Linked DNA regions of Homo sapiens: region 1 is linked to region 2. The links are chromatin contacts, found by Hi-C or POLR2A ChIA-PET in ENCODE. All regions are on one chromosome and are shown on one strand. The core of a region is the stretch at or near the end of the contact, and the rest is flanking DNA. Distances in the headings are between cores, read along the strand shown. Region 1 overlaps CCM2 (CCM2 scaffold protein). Region 2 has its middle 9.0 kb from the start of H2AZ2-DT.

Region 1 (2,925 bases), core at 387-2,886, 190 kb before region 2:
AACAGGTACAGTTGTCCCTCAGTATCTGCTGGGGCTTGGTTCCAGGAGCCTCTTGGGATACCAAAATCTGCAGATGTTCAAGTTCCTCATACAATATGGCAGTATTAGTTGCACATAACCTACACTCCTCCTGTGTAACAGTCATGCATCACTCGACAACAGAGATACATTCTGAGAAATATGTCATTAGGCAATTTCATCATTGAGTGAACATCACAGAGTGTAATTACACAAACTCAGATGGTACATTATAGCCCACTACACACCTAGGCTATATGGTATTGCTCCCAGGCTACAACCTGTACAGCATGTTAATGTATGAATACTGCAGGCAGGCAACTGTAACACAATAGTAAGTATTTGTGACTCTAAATACATTCAAACACAGAAAAGGTGATGCGTTGTGCTACAATGTTAAGACAGCTATGTCACTAGGCAATGGAAATTTTTTAGCTCCCTTATAATCTCATGGGACCATTGTCATATGTGTGGTCTGTCGTTGACCAATATGTTGTTATATGGCCAAGACTGTACTTCAAATTATCTCTAGATTACTTATACCTAATACAATGTAAATGTTATGTAAATAGTTGTTACACTGTATTTTTTAAATTTGTATTATTTTTTATTGTTGTAGTGGTTTTTTTATTGTTCTTTTTTTGAATACTTTCAACCCACAGTTGCTTGACTCAGGTGAAGAACCTGCAGAGGTACAGGGCCGCCTGCACACTCACAGAGTCCTCACGTATGCACTGACTTCAACCCTTTATGAAGAGCAATTTGGAAATGTCTGTCAAATTAAAAAGTAACCTAGCCTTAGATCTAGAAACTCCACTTTTGTAATTTATCCTATAGGTACAGTAAAACATACATAACAGTTGAAAATAAATTAAATATGTATTAATAAATCACTGGTTAAATAGAATATGACACAGCTATCTAATGGAATATCATGCAACCATTAAAATGGACGAGGCAGTTTTATGTGTGCTAATGTGAACACTCGGCGATAAATCAAGATACACTGTTCAGTGTAAAAAGCAAGGTGCAAACAGTGTATACCGTGTAATCATTTGGGAAACAAATGCATGTGTAAGCTCATATATGGACAGACTGTAAAGACACAAGAAGCTGGTGTCAGCAATTCCTCCCACGGAGGGTGCACATGATTTCTTTTCACCAAGAATCTCTGTTATCATTTGAATTTTGAACCATGTACATAAATTACATATTCAATTAGATAAAAATAAATAATAGGCCGGACATGGTGGCTCACACTTGTAATCTATCACTTTGAGAAGCCGAGGCAGGAGGATCGCTTGAGCACAGGAGTTCGAGACCAGCCTGGGCAACATGGCAAGACCCCATCACCACAAAAAAATACAAAAATTAGCCAGGTGTGATGGTGCAACATGTGGTCCCAGCTACTCAGGAAGCTGAGGTGAGAGGATCACCTGAGCCCAGGGAAGTTGAAGCTGCAGTGAGTCATGACTGTGTCACTACATTCCAGCCTGGGTGACAGAGTGAGACCCTGTCTCAAAAAATAATAACAAATCTGAGAAGAGCTTCTTGGGTTTGTTATCACAAATGTGATTAATTACCCTGTCCCATTATTAAAACCACACAGCAAGCCTGCTATGAGTCCATTCATAGTCACTAGGTGAGCCCACGTGAGCCTTGCACTGCACCAAATCCTACTGGGGAAAATGTCAGCTTGTGATGGAAACTACAGAAAGAATTTTTTTTTTTTTTTAGACAGTCTTGCTCTGTCACCAGCCTGGAGTGCAGTGGCACAATCTCGGCTCACTGCAACCTTCACCTCCTGGGTTCAAGCGAATCTCCTGCCTCAGCCTCCCAAGCACCTGGGACTACAGGTGCACACCACCACATCCAGCTAATCTTTGTATTTTTAGTAGAGATGGGGTTTCACCATGTTGGCCAGGATAGTCTAGATCTCTTGACCTCGTGATCCGCCTGCCTCGGCCTCCCAGAGGAATGTTTCTACTTTATGAAGGTTTTGTGAAGATTAAATGAGAAAAATATATTTAAAATGTTAAATAGTGTTGCTGCACACAGTAAGCATTCCAAAACAGAAGCTACTATTAAATCCCTCTCAACTTGTTCATTAATGTTCATTCTAAAAACAAAATACTTCCCATAAACACCACACTGGAGTATGTGGGATTAAATGTCTCCTATCACTGGTGGATTTTATTATTGTGATTGTTTTTATTTTATGAAATGTATACAGTTTAAAAAGGCAAATAAAGTTCAAAAAATTGTAAAACAAAACAACAACAATCTCCTTTACTAACTGGGACAACCCCATCCACAAACCACTTCCAAGAGGCAGCCACACTGAAGTCTTCTGATTCTTCTAGGATCTAGAGCCATTTTTCTAAATAATGGGCTTATATTCCTATTGCTTATCAATTTAAGATATTGACTTCCAATTGTATCACCATTCCCACTTTCCCTCTCTTTTCTTACAACTTAGATAATTTTTCTTAATCATTACTTAGTTTTTACATCATTTTATTATCTACATTCTCTCACTGACATGCCAAGTAGTAGTCAAATTGCAATTTCTTTATAATTAAACTTTTATTTTAAGGTAATTGTAAATTCTCTTATTATAAGAAATGATACAGGGAGATCCATCGCTCCCTTTACCCTATTGCCCCCAGCAGTGACATCTTGCAGAACTACAGCACATCACACCAGGACATGGATGTAAACACAGCCAGAGCACCCATCACTGTGAGGACCCCTCCTGTTGCCCTTTATAGGCACACCTACTTCTCTCCACCCCTAGCAAACCCTAATCTGTTCTCCACCTCAGCAACTGTGTCATTTCAAAGATGTTACAGAAAGGAACATACAGTGTGAAACCTTTAGGAACGGCTTTTTTCACTCAACATAATT
Region 2 (3,105 bases), core at 597-3,096:
TGTGGTGGCGCATGCCTGTAATCCCAGCTACTCTGGAGGCTGAGGGAGGAGAATCACTTGACCCTGAGAGGCAGAGGTTGCAATGAGCTGAAATGGCAGCCACTGCACTACAGCCTGGGTGACAGAGTAAGACTCTGTCTCAAAAAAAAACAAAAAACAAAACAAAAAAAACCCATTATATTCTGTACTGGAATGGAGTGAAATTGAGAGGGCTTACTATTTTGTAGCATATAAATTTGATGAAACAGGCTGGGTGGGGTGGCTCACGCCTGTAATCCCAGCACTTTGGGAGGCCAAGGCGGGCGGATCACTTGAGGTCAGGAGTTTGAGACCAGCCTGGCCAACATGGCAAAACCCCGTCTCTACTAAAAATACAAAAAAATTAGCTAGGCATGGTGGCGGGTACCTGTAGTTCCAGTTACTCAGGAGGCTGAGGCAGGAGAATCGCTTGAACATGGGAGGCAGGGGTTGCAGTGAACTAAGATCCTGCCACTGTACTCCAGCCTGGGCGACACAGTGAGACTCTGGCTCAAAAAAAAAAAGGAAAAAAATATATACAAGTTACATTTCTGCAAGAGAAAAAAAAAGTTTCATTTTCCATTTGTGCATTGCTAGTGGATAAAATAGGTAATGCATGCACATTGTACAAATTCTAGTGACCCAAGTTTTTTTTAAAGAAACAATTTTCTTGTAAAAACATTTGTTGCCAATTTACTTTAAATTTACTTCAACATACCCAGTTGAAAATGGGGCAAAATAAATGAGAATATAAAATAAAGTAAAAGAGGCCATGAGATATTATTGTAGCTGAGTGATGCCAGGTTCACTGCACTATTTGTTTTACTTTCATATGAGCTTAAAGTTTTTGATAAGAGAAAGTTTAAAAACAAAACAAAACAAAATCATATGCTGTATCAGTCAACATTCATTCAGGTTCCAGAAAATACAATGTTTTTTTGTTTTGATACAGGGTCTCACTCTGTCGCTCAGGCTGGTCTCAAACTCCTGGGCTCAAGGGATCCTCCTACCACCAACTCCGCCTCCCTAAGTGCTGGAATTACACACATGAGCCACTGTGCCCAGCCCATCACTTATCTGAACAGAGACAATATAAGATATCATTAACTGGGTATAATATTGTTAACTACTAGGGCCAGGCGCGGTGGCTCACACCTGTAATCCCAGCACTTTGGGAAGCCAAGGCGGGTGGATCATGAGGTCAGCAGTTCGAGACCAGCCTGGCCAACATGGTGAAACCCCGTCTCTACCACAAATACAAAAATTAGCTGGGCGTGGTGGTGGGCGCCTGTAATCCCAGCCACTGGGGAGGCTGAGGCAGAAGAATCATTTGAACCCAGGAAGCAGAGGTTGCAGTCAGCCGAGATCTCGCCATTACACTCCAGCCTTGGTGACAGGGTGAGACTCTGTCTCAAAAAAAAAAAAAAAAAAAAAAAAAAATATATATATATATATATATATATATATATATAACTATATATACTATATATAACTACATATATGATCATATATCTATAGTTAACTACTAAAGGGTAAAAAGAGAACTCTAAGGTGTCATGGAGGTAGCAACTAGCAGCTACCTTGAAAAAATCAAAGGGAAAATCTTAGAAACCTAGAGAAAGGGACCTCTAGAGCTGCAACTCAAACCTCTGAGGAAGGAGCCGGCTGGTGCTGGTGAGGGGGTTAGAGACAATTAGGCTGGCTTTTCAAGAGTTGGAAAAACTGAGTCAGCTGCTGCTACCTAACGAACTGCTCCAGCCAGAGTGAAGTCCTGAATAAGTGACACTCAGAGAAACAGAAAGCGGACTGGAGGGCGCCTTCAGTCTTTCCATTTCCCTCTAGTTCCCCCTATTGGCAAAGCCTAGCAGGGAAGCAAAGGCAAAGCAGAAGTGTGTTTTGCAGAGTCCCAGGCATCACAGCTGAGTATAGAAGGGTGGGTGCATCCTGATTGACCTCATTTAGAACTGGCCAGGCTTGGGCCAGGCTCACTGGCTCACGCTTGTAATCCCAGCACTTTGGTAGGCTGAGGCGGGCGGATCACAAGGTCAGGAGATCGAGACCATCCTGGCTAACACGGTGAAACCCTGTCTCTACTAAAAATACAAAAAAAAAAAGTCGCCGGGTGTGGTGGCGGGCACCTGTAGTCCCAGCTACTCCGGAGGCTGAGGCAGGAGAATGGCGTGAACCCGGAAGGCGGAGCTTGCAGTGAACCGAGATGGCGCCACTGCACTCCCGCCTGGGTGACAGAACGAGACTCCGTCTCAAAAAAAAAAAAAAAAGAAAGAAAAATTGGGCAGGTTCTGGCTCATGTGAGTAGCTGCCTTGCCACTGCAATCTGCCCTAAACCTTTCCAGGAATTTTTACAAAATAATAGTAATAATAATAATACAGTCATGTGCCACATAGGGCATTTATTTGTGGCCCCATAGGATTACAATGAAATTGAAAAATTCCTATTGCCTAGTGACATCATAACCATCTTAGCCATTATAACCTCTTAGTGCCAGGCATTACCCACGTTTCTGGTGATGCTTGTGTAAACAAACCTACTGGCTGCCAGTTGTATAAAAGTATAGCACTTGCAATTATGTACAATATATAATTGCTAATGATAATAAAAAACTATGTTACTGATACTTTTTTTTTTTTTTGAGACAGAATCTTGCTCTGTGGCCCAGGATAGAGTGCAGTAGTGTTATCTCGGCTCACTGCAACCTCCACCTCCCAGGTCCAAGCGATTCTCCTGCCTCAGCCTCTTGAGTAGCTGGAATTATAGACGTGTGCCACCATGCCAGCTAATTTTTGTATTTTTAGAGAGACAGTGTTTCACCATGTTGGGCAGCTGGTCTCGAACTCCTGGCCTCAGGTGTCTGCCAGCCTCGGCCTCCCAAAGTGCTGGGATTGCAGGCATAAGCCACCGCGCCCAGTAGTTACTGGTACTTTTTATCAATATTTTATTTATTTTTATTTTTTATTTTTTGAGACAGAGTCTCGCTCTGTCGCCCAGGCTGGAGTGCAGTGGCTCGATCTCAGCTCACTGCAACCTCCGCCCCAGGTTCAAGCGATTCTCCTGTCTCAGCTCCCCCG

Evidence for each region. Hi-C counts contacts between places; a loop is a spot of excess contacts on that map. ChIA-PET counts read pairs that join two places held with the same protein, here RNA polymerase II (POLR2A). Pooled maps may share reads with other maps.
Region 1: a pooled map shows a loop between it and region 2 (2.1-fold over the local background). The contact joins two enhancer-like sites. A Hi-C loop is called at or near these places in 1 of 168 maps with a recorded cell type or tissue (naive thymus-derived CD4-positive, alpha-beta T cell) and 5 of 50 pooled maps. POLR2A ChIA-PET finds 5 or more read pairs at or near these places in 8 of 52 experiments (MCF 10A, OCI-LY7, WTC11 and 3 more).

Annotation. Positions count from the first base shown.
Region 1 is chr7:45,047,587-45,050,511 of GRCh38, reverse strand. The region is part of intron 2 of CCM2 (CCM2 scaffold protein); the gene reads right to left. Among named protein-coding and RNA genes, the nearest start is that of NACAD, 40 kb to the left of the region's middle. Within about 2 kb of position 1,636, at least 2 of the 41 ENCODE cell types and tissues checked have a DNase peak (open chromatin) inside an H3K27ac peak, as active enhancers do.
Region 2 is chr7:44,855,877-44,858,981 of GRCh38, reverse strand. No RefSeq gene overlaps it. Among named protein-coding and RNA genes, the nearest start is that of H2AZ2-DT, 9.0 kb to the right of the region's middle. Within about 2 kb of position 1,846, at least 5 of the 41 ENCODE cell types and tissues checked have a DNase peak (open chromatin) inside an H3K27ac peak, as active enhancers do.